Linked DNA regions of Mus musculus: regions 1, 2 and 3 are each linked to region 4. The links are chromatin loops, found by intact Hi-C in ENCODE. Cell type or tissue: left cerebral cortex. All regions are shown on one strand. Region 1 overlaps Rbfox3 (RNA binding protein, fox-1 homolog (C. elegans) 3). Region 2 has its middle 2.4 kb from the start of Rbfox3. Region 3 overlaps Gm35598 (a long non-coding RNA gene). Region 4 overlaps Gm35710 (a long non-coding RNA gene).

Region 1 (4,000 bases), 100 kb before region 4:
ACTGCAGCCCAGCCTCACCAGGAAGGGGACACTTGTCAGATACTGTAATTCATATTACCCTGCCATCCAGTGGCACTGCCAGATCAATGGGTTGTAGATGTTGACCTGGCTTGGGCCTAGCACTGCACACTGCCTGAAAATGTCTCACCCCAGCTATTCATCATCTCAACAGCCCCAGTAATGGGATCAACCCACTTCACAGATGCAGAACTGAGGCTCAGAGGGATGAAATGCTTTCCAAGTCCATCTGACTCTGGACAGACAGATCTTCCCCTAGACAGGGACAAATGGTACATCACTATCCCCCAAAACAAACTCTGTCCCCAAAGAAAGACTTGAGCAATACCTTAAGCTGTGACAATAACTTTAAGAGAGTAGTCCCCAAATGCTTTAGGAGGCCAGAGTCCCAGTCAAGATTTCCCTAAGACAACTAAGTCTTCTTAAGCCTTTTCACTATTTAAAAAAAAATAATTTCCCTGTGCCTCACTGGGGCTTGGTCACATTTCCCGAAGACCTCAAAGTGGCCTCGGGGCTGCAGAGCCTGGTAGGGGACTCTAGGAAGAGATCGAGGCCTGTGGTGTACAAGGCACTGGTTGGGCGGCCTTGCCCTGTGGCCCCACACATGTATCAGGCCCCTGTCTGTATCAGACGCTTCCAGAGGACAGAGGTAAGCAGAGAATACCACTCTAGATTCAGTGACAGGCAGACCGAGAGAGTCCCCAACGTCAGGAGTAAGAGACCAACCTTAGACCCCAACCTAAAAAGGCACTACACATTCATCTGTTCTACCTTAACAATGTCACCATTGAGGCTGAAGGCCGGTTGCGTCTCTGACAAGTGTTCTATGGTACAGAGTCCCAGAAGCAAACACCTCAGCTGCACAGGCATCCTCACAGCCTGCGGGCTCGTCCCTGCTCCTCCCAGGAAAAGGAGACTCATTCCTATCAGGCCCAGTGTCCTGGCCACACCCGTGCGAGGCAAGGCAGGAGGTCTCTGGTCCTGTAGGGAGGAGTCCAGTTCCATGAGTCCTGGCTAGACACGCAACGGAGTGAATTCATGCATTCCCAGATGCAATCTGGCAGCCACTCGGCAGCCACCAAGTGCCACCGTGGGATTTTACACGAAGACTCGGTCACATAGGTCAGCAAGATTATTAACGAGATTATCCCCACCTCACCTCCTTAAAAAAACAGCCAAGATCCTGTCAAAAAGACCAGCCCAGCAGCCTAGGAATTCTTTATGTTTTCATGCTATCTTCAAGTAATGGCGCAGAGGCCAAGGCTTCTGGAACCCCAAAGTGGAAGGCCCGAGCTGGCCGCGCCCTCAGCTTCCTCTCTGTCAGGGTCCACAGAGGAGCCAGGCTTCTGGCTCTCCCTCCTCCACGACCTCCCCCTGAGTACTTGACTCCACTCCGTTTTATTCCTCTCCCCTTGAAATTCCAAGTGGGAGGCGGCATGCTGGGCCAAGCTGGATGCTGCAGATTAGATTGCATCTGTCTGGATATAAATAATTTACTGCTGGATGGTCAGGGGGAATTTAATTAGCTCTTGTTCTCCTGTAGAATCAGCCCACCACTGCTAAAACATTTCACTCCGAATTAGCCTGAAAGGGGCCAACAAGGCAAGGCTAATTTTATACACATGACGTCCCCCACAGCTTCTGAAAATACACATTCAGCAAGAGACACCACAGGGCACAACTGGCGGCCCCAGTGTCAGGGGCTCTGGGCAAAGTCCAGGGAGGGCCTCAGGGCGCTCTTCTCCTGGCAGCCCCTGTCAGAGGAACAGGATGCCAAATGGAGTGAGTCATGGATGGAGGGACTGGAGGTGAGGGGGCAGATGAGGAATGCAAGTGAGGGATCCTGAACAGAGCCCAGGTAAGGATGGAAATTAGAGTTTAGGTGGGGGCCAGGTGAGGGCCAGGTGAGAGGCCACTTGAGGGGCCAGATGAGGGCCAGGTAAGGAACCAGGTGAGGGGCCAGGTGAGGAGCCAGGTGAAGGGCCAGGTGAGGGGCCAGGTGAGGGGCCAGGTGAGGAGCCAGGTGAAGGGCCAGGGGAGCGGCCAGGTTAAAGGTCAGGTGAGGGACCAGGTGAGGGCCAGGTGAGGGACCAAGTGAAAGCCATGTTAGGATCCAGGTAACTCCTCCCCAGCATCCAACAGGAACTTGCTGAGTCACATGGCTCTTGGCCCTGAGCAGTGTGACTGCTCCATGCCAGCCTCCCACCTGCCTGGTGAAGTCACAGCCAGATGGGGACCTGCAGACCATTCACTGGTCTCTCTCTGCTGGCCCCTGTGCAACAGCAGAGGGCAGTGGTGGCGTGGGCAGCCCTTCAGGAATACTGAAGCATGTCTGAGAACAAGCCAACTGGATCAATAGCCCTTAGAAACCACCGCAACAGAAAGACATTTAAAATGTGGGCAACGTAGTCAATGGGTCCTTGAAAAAAAGATCAAAAACCTCCAAGGAATGTTCAATGAGAAGGGAAAGGGGGACAGGCCTGTGGCTGGGCTTTGAGCAGACTGGCCCTGGGCGACGGCAACCCATGGAGCAGGAGGAGGAACACCACACTTCAGGCTGCAAAGAGAAGGCACTGTGCCAGCACCCACTGCCTACACCCCTGTTTACACCAGTTCCTCTCTACTCCTGACCCCCCAGTCCCCAGCCCTCAGGCTCCTGACCCCCCCCCCCCAGTCCCCAGCCCCAGGGCTCCTGATCCTCTCTCCCCAACCCTCAGGGCTCCTGACCCTTACTGCCCCAATTCCTTATGCTCTAAAATGCCACTGTTCCAAGCCCCTGTTGTTCCAGATCCCCATTTCCTTAGCACCCCATTGATCTACATCCCCGCTGTCCTATCCTCCTCCTGCCCCAGCCCCCACTGCCTTAGCGCCCAGCTGTCCCCATTGCCTTGAACCCCACCCCCTTAGTCTGCAAACCTGGGTAGCTACCACTCAGACCACTCAATTGACCTACAGGATGTCTGGGTCCTTAGAGGGTGTCTGGTAGCCCCTCTGTTGGCATTTCTTGCTGGCAATTTGGAAGAGTGGGTGTGTCGTTGTTTAAATTGCTAAGGGTTTGATTACTGGTGAGATCGGCTTCCTTTCTGTGCACGAGAGAAGGAGGATGTGCCGTGCGCTGCTCTTCATTCTTCCTCCTGGATTTTGAGGTCAGTTCTTTCCTTTGGAGTCAAACTGCTCCATTGTTCTGTGGGCTCCTGCCACCCTGCCTCTCCTGGCAGCAACCGTGTCTTTCAGTATTGGATTGTCTATCACAACTGTCACTGACACACTTGTTGGGCAGAGCAGAGGACAGAGTTGAAGCTGTGTCTTCCCTAGATTCCTAAAATCATTCACATAGAGAAGGGGGAAACCTGGAATCCTAGAGCTAAGAACACCACACACCATCAAATGAACACAAACATCCAGCTCTGCACCCGTGGGCCTGAGTTTTTCTCAAGTCTCCCATTGTGGTGCTCAGCCCTGAGCAGAAGGGGAGCCAGGGCCCCCTCTAGATCACGCATGCCAAGGACAGGGGCCTGAATTCAAACTGGGCACACTGGCTTCAGGATACCATCTGATACAAGAAACCGACTTCTACCTTTGCATGGTAGCTTCAGTGGCTAATAAGGGACCTGCCCCTTTCAGCACACCCAGCCCCAAGAGGGCAGGCCCAAAGGGAAAACCATTCTGATGGACACCAACTAAACAAAGGGACAGCCAAGGAATTCACAACGTTGTGTGACAATCGAGGAAATGCAAGAGCCGCCATGCCTGGTGGCCTTTCCATCTGCAGAGTCAGCAAAGATGGAGCCTGAAAGGAACAGGAAGCATTCACCGGCCTCAGGGATGCACACGTGTGGGTGGGTAAGGTATCTCCTCGCCTGACAGATACCTTAGCCAACTGTCCAGGAGCCTTGGGTTGGTGCTTCTGGCCCACGGAGGGCTAGCTCCAGGAACTGACCCTACAATTCAACCAGGTACAGAACAACTGTCAGGAAGCAGG
Region 2 (4,000 bases), 64 kb before region 4:
CCTCCCTCCCTTCTTCTGGGCGACCTCAGTGTAAGTCATCACTAGCAACACTTAGCAGGACCCCTGCACCCTCGTTCCACTGGGACCGGTTTCTCTCGCTCTGCCCAGGGGTCCCTAGAAAGACTTGGTCGCTGAATGGCAGGAATGGATGTCCCCTCCCCCACGCCTCTCCAGCTAGTCTGCAGCGCCCGCGCCTAACTGGCCACTGGGGAAGACCCTTAATAGGCCTGGAGTTCCATGCCTTGCCTTCCTGAGAATCACAGAGCAGGCGGGGAGGCAGGAGGCCTACCCTGGAACAGGACACAGGGAGGACACACTTGTCCCCGCTGATAATCCTATGGCCTTAAATATTTCCATCCAGGTCAGTTAGGAGAACCTAAAACCAGAAGAGTTCCAGCCTCCCCCTAACCCAGGGAAAGGGAGTCTAGCGTGGTCTGAGGTCCGGCATCTCTAGTCTTGGGAAAAGAAAGGGGTTGGGAGGCAGGCATTGCCTCTGAGCTGTCAAGATGAGACCCAGGTACAACAGTGGGGCTAGTTACTGGCATTCAGCCCCAGAAGTGAGCAAAGAGGCTAGATGATACCCAAAGGCTTTAAACTGGATCCAGATACTGTTCTATATGAAAGACGAAAATAAAAGACAATCACCATGCAGTGCCTGGACTCTGGGACCTGCACTCTCAAAGGACATTTGCAATCTAAAAAACAAAAAACAACAACAACAAAACAAACAACAACAACAAAACATGATTAAAAAACAAGCCTGATACACGTTGCTGGATGCTGTTTGTAAAACCATCAGCTTCTTGCACCTAACTAAGCTTCCAGTGTGAGGCACATACCACGGAGCCTGGGGCCCTGTGGGTAGGGCAGCTAGACAGAGTAGAGAAGAGGGAGAATAAGAGAGGCCCTGAGGTGCTCTCTGGCTTGCTGGGCTGCACACTGCCTTCCCTACAGAGTGAGGGCAGACGGTGTCCAGGCTGAGTGACTGTTGCCTTCTCAGGAGCTTTTAATTCTGCTCCTTCGGCCTGTCTGGGCCATCGATCTGTCTTGCCCAGTGGGAATCACGTGCTTTAGAGCACGTAAGCAGTCGAGTCCTGCAGCCGAATATAAATGCCTTGTCTCTGGCACAGTCGCAAGGGTCCCTGAAGCGGCCCTAGCCCCAAATTTGAGATGGCACAGTTCTGCCCCCATGGACCAACTGTTTCTCTCTGTGTGGCCTGGTGATCCAAGCTTTCATGGCATGGGACTGCTGGCTAGGCCCATCCACACCAATCTCTAGGCTGTCTTGCCTCTCTGGGCCAACGGTGAGTCCCTCCTGGTTCTTCTGTCCTGAGAGCCCTTCCCGTCTGGTCCAGTTCCCACTGCCCTTCTGATCCCTCTCTTAGAACCCTCCCAGAGACCAAGGTCTGCTTCCCCATACTGCACTGCACAAGCTGTGAGCTTCAAGTGGAAGGGCTCAGGACTGAAACTCTAGTCACACACCCACCTCTGGAGGCCATTCCCAAAAAGGTCTGCAGGTGGCACCAAGCCTTCTTCCAGTCTCCAGACAGGTTCCAGCCAAACAGCACAGTCAGCCACTCAGAAAGCCTGGTACTAAAATGAAGCAGGCACCTGTAGCCAAGGGGCAGCCATGTGGCCTGTCTAGTAGGTTATCCCTCGAGAACAGAGCCCAGGGCATATGTCCCGTGGACTCAGAGGTCATCAAAGGGTCTGCCCAGAAAAGGATGGCAGGGCCTGTGAATGTATTTCTATGCTGAGATTAACAAGGATGTTATTTTTAGATTGTGTGTGTGTGTGTGTGTGTGTGTGTGTGTGTGTGTGTGTGAGCACACAAGCCAAGTGAGTGTAATGCCCTCAGAAGCCAGAAGAGGAAATCAGATCAGATTCCCAATGGCTGAAGCTATGGGCAGTTAGGAGCCTCCTGGCTGGATGCCAAACTCTGGTCCTCTGGAAGAGAAGGAAGTGCTTTCAACCACTGAGCTGTCCATGAAGCCCCACAGAAACTTCGTTTTTAAGAATATGAGGATGTAGAAGCGCCAAGAACAACCCCCTGCAGTAGCAACTAGGAAAGAAGCAAAGATACCACTCTAGCTATTACAAGGCCACAGCTCACCCTCAGAAAGATACAGCAAAGCACAGAAAAGACTCTAAGAGGATGGCGATCGGCAATCTGTCAGGATCTAGACTCTCATAGGAAACAGGTATCTAGATGTGACCGAAAATACATCCCTCATGTTGTGGTGACCTCAAACCATAAAATTATTTTCATTGGTACTTAATAACTGTAATTTTGCTATGGTTACGAATCATAATGTAAATATATGATGTGCAGGATATCTGATGTGCAGGATATCTGATGTGCCACCCCTGTGATTGAGAACTACTGCTTTTTGGGAAGAGTCACCCTCACTGTGGTTGATGCTATTCTACGGGCTGGGGTTCTCAACTCAGTAAATAAGAGGAACAGAGCTGAGCACCAGCATCCATCTCTCTCTCTGCTTCCTGACTGAGGATGTCATGTGACCAGCATCCATCTCTTTCTCTGCTTCCTGACTGAGGACATCATGTGACCCTCCACCACTTCACTCTCCTGAGACCATGTCTTCTCCGCCCTGATGGACTGCACCCTAAGACTGTGAGGCAAAGTGAACCCTCTGGGTTGCCTTTTATGTATTCTGTATTAGTACTGACAAAAGTGATCAATACTGCTTTGATCACTTAATAATATTTCGTGTTGTTCCCTCACAAGTACCGCAAGGCTGGCAGTAACAGAGAAGACAGCCTCGTGCTATGGACTGTTGAAAAGAAACAGGACTGGAAACAGGCTTGGGAGCTGACCTGAGTCTGGTCAAGACCAGCACGAGTCCACGCAGGGAGGAAGGCAGAGTTCCAAGTGCCTGGGAAGCCAAGAGTCCCACTAGTGCCACAGCCCAGTTATCCTGACCCTCTAGATCAGGAGCCTGGCCTGCTCTCAGGACTCTGACCAGCCGTAGGGAGAAACCCTACACCTACCTTTAGGATTCCCTGCCAGAAGTAGCAGGACAGAAGCCCCACTTAGCACTGAAGGTCAGCTCTGCAGGCCTCCCCCTAACGCTGGTAGCCTAAACTCAGCAGAGCTGTAAACACAGGCTCTGAAAGAGGGAGCCACTAAACAACCTTCCCTGGGGGAGGGACCGAGGGTGGCCTGGAGGAGACAGGCATTGGGCAGGGAGGAGAAAATATCAGAAATAGACATATTTAATATCCTCAAAGAGATCAGAGGAGATATTGCAACCAGAACCAGGAGCAGGATGCTATTTTAAGAACATTTAGAGAACAAAAAAGGGCCGGGGAATTAAAAGCATGCAAGCCGAAACAAAAAAACTCAGCAGACTGGTTGGAAGATAAAAGTAAGGGAATGTTCCAGAAGGCAAAGCAAAAAGACAAAGAGGGGGAGAATAGAAAAGGAGGAGAAATGAGATGGCACACTCATGAGAGCCGGCGCCTGCGGAAAGGGAGGGAAGAGGGGGCATCGCTAATCATTTAACTCAAGAAATTCTCCACACAATGGATAAGAATTGACCCACATCAGAGCATATTCTCACAAATACAAAACACTAAAGAGGGAAAGAAAAATAAATCTTCAGTTTAAGGTTCTGTGAAAAACAAGAATGAGTGTGGCTCCAAGAGTCTCAATGGGACACGATAACAGATACTGGGCACTGGATACTGGAGTCTTAACAGCACAAGATAACAGATACTGGATACTGTATCCTGGACCCTGGAGCCTTCAGATGCTAGAGTCTTGACAGGACAAGATAACAGATACTGGATACTGTATCCTGGACCCTGGAGCCTTCAGATGCTAGAGTCTTGACAGGACAAGATAACAGATACTGAAACCTTCGGGTGTTGGAGTCTCACTGGGGCAAGATGACAGTACTGGATACTGGATATTGGATACTGGAGCCTTCAGATGCTGGAGTCTCAACCTTTCTAGTTCTGGTCAGACATTGCTGGA
Region 3 (4,000 bases), 550 kb before region 4:
AGAAGAAAACCTACTGGCCCAAAGTACGTGTTCATGCAGGAGTGAGTACATGTCCTCCAGAGCAGCAGTCTGCAGTGGCTCCATGGCTAAGAAAAGCCAGAAGATCTGCATTCTTCTTTGCATTATGGGAGACGCTGTCATAGCTGCCACAGGATCGGAAAAGTACCTGAACTTCCTCACCCTCCATGGAGTAGCCTACACTCTAGTAACAAAATGCAGGCAGCGAGAGAATAGCACATCATATTCACAAAATCTCTGTTTAAGAAATGAGAACCTTCAAAATCCAGAGAATCCCGGGAAACACGTGGCTCAAGCTGTCTTCAAACTAGCTATACATCTGAGGATGACCCCAGAACTGATACTCCAACCTTCCGAGTGTCTGGGATTACAGGTGTGCACCATCACACCTGGTCTGTGTGGTGAATGGCTGGAGGATGGCGCCCAGGGCTTTGGCATGCTCAGCACACATTCTACCAGTTGAACTCCAGCTCTAGCCTGGGAACATTATTTTAATGCTTGGATTTGATGAAGAAGGAACTGCATATATAAACATGATTGGACAAAAGGAATGTGACCTAATGGGATTAGGATGAGTGGGAGGATCTAGTGGGAGGACCTAGTGGGAGGATCTAGTGGGAGGATTTAGTGGGGGACCTAGTGGGAGGATTTAGTGGGGGACCTAGTGGGAGGACCTAATGGGAGGATCTGATGGGAGGACCCACTGGGAGGACTTAGTGGCGGGGGGGGGGTAGGGGGCTGGTGAGAGGATCTAGTGGGAGGAACTGGCAGGAATGTTTGCTTGGTGTCTCCTTGGCCCTTTGCAGCAACATTGGCCAGGTGGGGAACAAGACTCCTTCTGGCTTGAAGTTCATGTGGGATATCACCAAACAAGATGGGTCAGAAGACTTTTCAAAAATATGTAAACTTCCTCTTTTAAGAAAGACTTCTGGGGGCTGGAGAGATGGCTCAGTGGTTAAGAGCACTGACTGTTCTTCCAGAGATCCTGAGTTCAATTCCTAGCAACCACATGGTGGCTCACAACCATCTGTAATGGGATCTAGTGCCTCCTTCTGGTGTGTTTGAAGATAGTTACAGTGTACTCATGTAAATAAAATAAATATATATATATTTTTAAAGAACAACTTCTTCCTTTGGTTTTGTGTCTGATTGTTTTGCCCTTATGCATATTCACCGTGTGCTTGACTGGTGCATGGAGGTCGAAGCGGGAGTAGGATCCCATGGAACTCGAACTACGGATGGCTGTGAGTCTCCATGTGGGCACTGGGAATCCAACCTGGGTCCTCTGCAGGTTTAGCAAGTGCTCGTAACTCCTGGGCTATCTCTTCAGTCCTACAGAAAAAAAAAGCCTTAAAAAAAAAAAGAATGTTTTATGCATTGCTTGACAATGTCATACATGTCTACAATGTATCTTGATCATATTCACTTCCAGCTCCCCCCTCCTCTTAGTGCTACCTGCTGGGAAGTCGACTGACCTTCCCAGATTGATCCTGTGGGTAACCATAACTGTCGTGCCCTATCGAGAAGACAGCAGCTTACAGCGGCACTCCTCCCATTCTCCACCTCCTCTTCCACAATTCCCTGAGCTTTGTGTGGAGTGCGGTTGAAACAGATCGCCCATCTAAGGCTGAGTACCTAACAGCCACTCACTCTCTGTACTTTGTAGGTCGGAGAACTTCTTCGATAGCCAGCTTCTGCACAGAGAGGTGGGAAAGCTTCTATGTTGTTTCTGGATTTCGTGGCAGGATTTCTGGGACAGGGGTTCTACTTTCTATGGGGAAAGAGGAGTAGAGACAGGAGAGCTGAAGAAGGTTGAGAGAGGTTTTGCTTCTAAGGGTCTCTCCGTCGCTCCTCATTCAGCCCGGAGGACTTCACACCATTCCTTGAGGTATCATGGTCTGTGCCCCAGCATCTCTGCCACATTCAGAACACCTTGGACTAGAGGTAGTGAGGACATGAAGAAAGGACAGACACAGACACACATACAGAAAAGCTCGTGTGCTGTGTGCACTCAGATGGAATGGAATCAATAACTACATCAAGCCAGGACCTCAAGTATGTTTGTTAGCTACAGCACAGGGACACGTTACCTAGTCTCTGTGGGAGGAGTCTGTAGGCCAGCCGTCTCTGCAGAAGGAAGCAGCGGCTGCTAGTTTCTGTATGCACTTGTCAAACACTTGCACTTGGACGTCAGGATGGGTCTGGGCCTTGGGGTCCCTGACAGCCATGCCCATGTCAACAGTACACCTCCACTCAGGCCTCCACTCAATCAGGGCTTCCTCTGCCCCTTACACACAGCCTTTCAGCACACTTTGTTCCTGTTGCTCTGTATAATGGTCGGTTGTCACTCTGGCCATCCCTTCTTTCAATCTCTCACAGCTCCTCCTAGTTAAGCGCTTAGGACTGTGCCTTCCACCAGGGGGCGATGTCACTTTATTTATCAGGTTAAGATAATTACATCAGGGTCGTTTCAAGCCTCTGTGTGAACTGACATGTTTTACCAAAACGGAGGGAGCTAGTAGAGACAGAGAAACTGAGGCACGGGGAGGTTAAATGGCTGAATGAACATCAAGAGGCGCGTGAACGGCCACGGCCCGAGTGTGCTGACCTTGCAGAGGGACAGTCCTTACTTACATTTCTTTCCTTCCAGCTGTGAGGTCCTGTACCAGCCCTTAAGCTGCCAATCCTGAGCTCCACCTGCCTAGGCCTCCCAGAAAACAGGCAGCGCCCGACAGGAGCCATGAGCTCGGGCCCGTGGCCAGGACTAGTCTGGATGCCAGGTTTCCTTTCCCGTTTCAGCAACTTCTGTGGATCTCTGAGCGGTTCCCCCATCCCCCTCTTGGCAGTGGAGCACCACCCATGGAAGCCTGCCTGCAGAATGGAATTCAAAAGTTTGCAAAGCCAGCCTTTGCCTGTGGGATAGCCGGGCAGACGAGCCCAGAATAGCCGGCTTGGCAGAATGTTAGGGCCCCAGTGGGAGAAGACATGGGGCTGCTAATGACATGCTGTGCTCACTGGGGACCCAGTGTCTCTCTACAGCAGCCCAGGTCTCACAGCCCTTTCCCCAAACCAGAGAACAGCAGCAGGAATGATGTCACCAGGGAGAAGGAAAGAATTGCCCAGCCGGGACTGGGGAGACGCCTCAGCAGGGTGCAAGAGCACCTGCTGGACAAGCTTGGGGATGGAGATCTCAAAGGTAATCGGGTGAGGAGTGACCAACACGCACACACGCGCACACACACACATGCACACACATGCACACACACACACACACACACACACACACACTCACACACACAGACCAAAAAACATCAAACAGATACACCACATACACACATATATACACAAAAGCAAATAAATATAGCACTACAATATGTCGGGGCAGAGCATGCCCCTGTGGTAGGCTGCAGGGAGGGATGCTCCACCGTCTCTCGTGCTCTTCTCCCAGGAGCTGCCCTGGTCTGAGGAGAGAGAGCCGGTTGGGAATATGGAGGAAGCCTTTGTTGCTTGGCCCAGACACCCTTGTGTAGGTGCAGTAGCTAGGGAATTTGGGGCAGACATAGCTTACTTTGGAACTTGACAGGGAGACCCTGGAGCGGCGCTTGGTCTTGACATCTGTCCCATGTTCTCAGGATGATGACCTCTGACCCAGGCTGTGCTGATCTAGGCTCTGCTGACCCAGGCTCCACTGACCCGGGCTCTGAGTCATCTTGGGCTTCATTTGTTATGTTTTGCTTCGCCATGACCCTTGCCTGAGCCCCAGAGGGACAGCTTGAGCTAAGTGGGAAACATTCAGGTTCTGGCCGCTTGGGGTGCTTGTGGCAGTGATGGAAGGAGACCGGGAGATCTGCAAAGCATTCTCCGCCTTGCTGAATTTCCTGTCTTTCTTACAGTTTCAAAGCAGAAATGAAATTGACGACAAAGGGTTTTAGGGCCTGACAGCTGTCCAGCTCAGTGACACATAAATTCTCTTACTCCTTAG
Region 4 (4,000 bases):
CCCCTTCACCCTGAGCCTGAAAGGCTCTCTTCTACTGAGGATGTGTGTTGAGGGGTTGACCCCTGGGGATTCAAGCCCACCAGAGTTCAAGGACACCAGGAACCCCAGCTAGACTACCAAGGTCCACCCCCAACCCCACAGCTGTTCCCAGCAATTTTCTCAGAAACCATGACAAGAGGTCAGGGCCAGCCACTGGTGTCCTACAACAGCCAGGGGTCTCCCCCCTCAACCCCCAAAGAAAACAAGCAGTCCCACAGAGTCCTGGGCCAGAAGCAGGTAGGAGGGAGTGCTACAGGAGACAAGGTAAGATTAGGCTGTGTACAGACTCTGAGGTCTGGGAGGCCCATGTGGGGCCGACCTGCATATGATGCACCCCACCTCACAGCAGCCACCTGGCCCCTCCTCACCAAAAATGTCAGAGGCGTGACTCTTGTCAGTATGGGGCATTCTGCCTGTGAGGAGAGGAAGGGAGAAGTGGGCTCCTTAATCACACCTGCACCCTATGTAAGCCCAGCGTCAGGGCGGAACGGACTGCAGGTCGGCCCCCGGTGTGCCCAGCCAGGTCCTCATTACAGCCCTGTTACAGAGCACTGTCCTCAGAGTGTGACAGCCATTGCTGGCAATCAGAGCAGTTGTAACCAACCTCAGGTGACTCTTAAAGGACTACAGACATTTCCTCAGAGAAGGGAGAAAGAAGGGTCGCTCCAGCCTCACCTGAGGCCCAGCCATGACCCCCTCCCTTCCCTCCCAACCCCGCACAATCTCTGTGTCCTGGGAGGGGCTAGGAGATACAGACTATGGAAGTTAGCAGAAGGAAGACTCTCTTTGTGCAGCTCTGGGGAAGCCACCACCCATGCTCGGGTCAGGCTTTGGTGGCGTGGCTGTTCTGGAGTCCCCTAGGTTCCTGGAAGCGACTCCCGAGCCACGCTCTGAAAGCAAGTGCAGTAAACCCATAGGCTCCGAGTCCGACTCTGTGGCCTTGCACTTTGATCTATGGCTTCCACCCTATCTGGAATGAATAGGTATTATTCATGTGTCCCCAGGAAATGTCACAGAAGGCCACACCACAGGGCAGGCCCAAGCATGCCAGCTCTTCTCTCTTGTCTTACCAGTCCCCACTCTCCACCTGCAATAGAACAAGAGATACCCTGTCTTTAAAATATGGAAACTGAGACTGCCAGGAAAAGGTGTCCTTGGGCCTCCACATGTGTGCTATGACATGTATGCACACATGTTCTCAGGCCTCCACATGTGCGCTATGACATGTGTGCATGCATGCATGCTCCTACCTGCTCAAATGAGTAAGCAAAGGGCTGTGGAAATGACTCAACACTTAAGAACACTGGCTGCTGCTCTTCCAGAAGACCCAGGTTCAAGTCCCAGTTTCCACATGATAGTTTACAACCAGTAGGTGATCCAGTGCCATCTTCTGACCTCTGTGAGCACCGGGCACACATGTGGTGTGCATATGGACAATACGCATAAAATCAAATATAGATATATTTTTGTTTGGTTGGCATTTTGGTTTTCAAGACAAAGTTTCCCTGTGTAGCCCAGATATCCTGGAATTCTCTCTGTAGACCAGGCTGCCCTCAAAGATCCACCTGCGTCTGCCTCCTTAGTGCTGGTAAAGACATGAGCTTCCATATCCAGCCAATAAATATGTTTTAAGCAAGCAAAAAGGAGAGAGAGAGAGAGAGAGAGAGAGAGAGAGAGAGAGAGAGAGAAAGAGAGAGAGGAGAGAGAGAGAGGAAAGAAAGAAAGAGAGGAGAAGAGAAGAGAAGAGAAGAGAAGAGAAGAGAAGAGAAGAGAAGAGAAGAGAAGAGAAGAGAAGAGAAGAGAAGAGAAGAGAAGAGAAGAGAAGAGAAGAGAAGAGAAGAGAAGAGAAGAGAAGAGTCAAAAGTGTGGATAGGGGAACCAGGGGAAGCTAAGCCGGTTCACCAAACAAACCCAAGCCCCCTAAAGGTCCCAAGTGACTCTCTGCTCCCCAGTAGTCTCAGACTGGCAAGAGGGTGTGAGCCAGCATAGAAATGCGGGGTCCTCTAAAGGCCCAGACCTAGGGGTGAGCCTCTAAAGCCTGGACAAAGGATATATGGCTGGACAGCGCCACCTGGTGGACATGTCAGGAATAAACAAAGCCTTTCTGTTCTTGGCTCCGGGTTTTTTTCCCCGATCTTAGGATTTCTGAGCCTTTTCCCTGTAGACGTCTGTGCACTAGAAAACTCAGTCTGTTGTGCTGAGGGTGCGGCTCGGCGGAATAACACCTGCATAGCGTGCCTGAGACTCTATCTTCTCACCTGAATTCACCCAGATTCTCTTAGCTATAATGGTTTTCAGAGCACCCAACCCGGGAACTTAAAACAGGGAAATGTGCAAAAAGATGCAAATACTCTTCTAAACAGACACACACCACTGTCAAAGAAGACCAGCCCTCAGTGTCACCCCAGAAACCTCTGGCCATAGAGAGGATGATTAGGGAATAGATAATCCGAACACAGGTGACACGCATGCGTGTTCTGAAAAGACATTGAGTTAGTTTCAGCTGAACTTGGCACAGCCTAGAGTTACCCGATGAAATCTCAAATGGAGGATTAACCTGGCCTAAGGGCACAGGTCGAGGGCGTTTTGTTGATTGTTGATTGACGTAGTATGACCCCGCCCACTGTGGGCGGTGTCTACCCCTAGGCGTCCTCTGTGGTCTCTGCTTTGCTCCACCTTCGTTCAGTGATGGAAATGTGACATGGGATAAACCGTCTCATGCCCTGGTTGCTTTTGGCCACAGTGTTTATTGCAGCAATAGAAAAGCAAACTGGTTCGAGGTCAGCCTGGTCTAGAGAGTGAGTTCCAGGACAGCCAGGGCTATACAGAGAAACCCTGTCTCGAAAAAAAAAAAGAAAAAGAAAAAGAGAAGAAAAAGAAAAGCAACCTGAGGAGTTGGCGTGAAACAATTCTATTGGAAATATCCAGGACGCTTGAAGCTTTCCTTAGAAAATGTCAGTCAAGGTGTGCATGGCTCAGCGCTGGCCACCAGGACTGACAACCTGAGTTCCATCCCAGGACCCACATAGTGGAAGGGGAATGAAAGCCTGAGATCACACACACACACACACACACACACACACACACACACACCATGGCACATATGTAAAACATGCGCACATACAAACAATTTTTTAAAGAGTAATTTATTTATGTATATGAGTACACTGTCACTCTCTTCAGACACACCAGAAGAGGATATCAAATCCCATTACAGATGGTTGTGAGCCACCATGTGGCTGCTGGGAATTGAACTCAGAACCTCTGGAAGAGCAGTCAGTACTCTTAACTGCTGAGCCATTTCTCCAAACCCCCAACAAATTTTTTTAATATTTATTTATTTATTTATTTATTTATTTATTATATGTAAGTACACTGTAGCTGTCTTCAGACACCCCAGAAGAGGACATCAGATCCCATTACAGAGGGCTGTGGGCCATCATGTGGTTGCTGGGATTTGAACTCAGGATCTTCAGAAGAGCAGTCAGTGCTCTTACCCGCTGAGCCATCTCTCCAGCCCCAAATATTTTTTCTTTTGAAGGAGAAACATAAAAAGGAAAACTGTTGAGAGGGCTGGGGAAATGGCTCCGTGAGAAAAGCGTGAGGACTCCCAGAGTCCACAGTAAACCACACAAAGTAGTGCATATCTGTAATTCCAGCAGCCCTGCCAGGAGATGAAACAGATATGGGAGAATCTCCAGAAGTTAGTGGGCTAGCCTGGAATATGAAGCAGAAAACTGCAGAAGGACCCTGTCTCAAAGCGAAAGACAAAGACTAACACCTAAGGTTTTCTGAGTTCCTCGTGCATGTACTGTGGTGTGTGTACATCCACACAAACACACTCTCACACACATGCATCACAGAGATGTGCTCTCTCTCTCTCTCTCTCTCTCTCTCTCTCTCACACACATGCATACACAAGCACACACATATGCACACATACATACACATGCACACACAT

What was found. Hi-C counts contacts between places; a loop is a spot of excess contacts. Peaks named below come from ENCODE experiments on the same cell type or tissue, not always from the same donor. Only the 100,000 strongest peaks of a DNase experiment are listed, where the experiment ranks them.
Region 1: a loop joins it to region 4, with 4 times the contacts of the local background. A loop is called at or near these places in 2 of 42 quality-filtered maps.
Region 2: a loop joins it to region 4, with 6 times the contacts of the local background. A loop is called at or near these places in 13 of 42 quality-filtered maps.
Region 3: it touches region 4 in a loop (3-fold over the local background); 3 of 42 quality-filtered maps call a loop at or near these places.

What each region holds. Positions count from the first base shown.
Region 1 is chr11:118,873,166-118,877,165 of GRCm38, forward strand. All of the region lies in intron 1 of Rbfox3 (RNA binding protein, fox-1 homolog (C. elegans) 3), which reads right to left. Among named protein-coding and RNA genes, the nearest start is that of Rbfox3, 34 kb to the right of the region's middle. In left cerebral cortex, a CTCF peak has its summit at 2,292 (motif pointing right); DNase peaks (open chromatin) are centred at 1,557, 2,320 and 2,481; H3K27ac peaks cover 3,045 bases.
Region 2 is chr11:118,909,950-118,913,949 of GRCm38, forward strand. It overlaps a transcript of Rbfox3 not described here. Among named protein-coding and RNA genes, the nearest start is that of Rbfox3, 2.4 kb to the left of the region's middle. In left cerebral cortex, a CTCF peak has its summit at 1,512 (motif pointing right); a DNase peak (open chromatin) is centred at 1,525; H3K4me3 peaks cover 258 bases; H3K27ac peaks cover 343 bases.
Region 3 is chr11:118,421,025-118,425,024 of GRCm38, forward strand. It overlaps Gm35598 (a long non-coding RNA gene), which reads right to left. Exons shown (of 3, transcript XR_880340.2): 2 at 1,669-1,789; 3 at 1,137-1,367. Among named protein-coding and RNA genes, the nearest start is that of Cant1, 3.9 kb to the left of the region's middle. In left cerebral cortex, CTCF peaks have their summits at 2,440 (motif pointing right) and 3,832; DNase peaks (open chromatin) are centred at 2,463 and 2,816; H3K4me3 peaks cover 400 bases; H3K27ac peaks cover 357 bases.
Region 4 is chr11:118,973,517-118,977,516 of GRCm38, forward strand. All of the region lies in intron 1 of Gm35710 (a long non-coding RNA gene), which reads right to left. Among named protein-coding and RNA genes, the nearest start is that of Gm35710, 7.8 kb to the right of the region's middle. In left cerebral cortex, a CTCF peak has its summit at 2,117 (motif pointing left); a DNase peak (open chromatin) is centred at 2,132.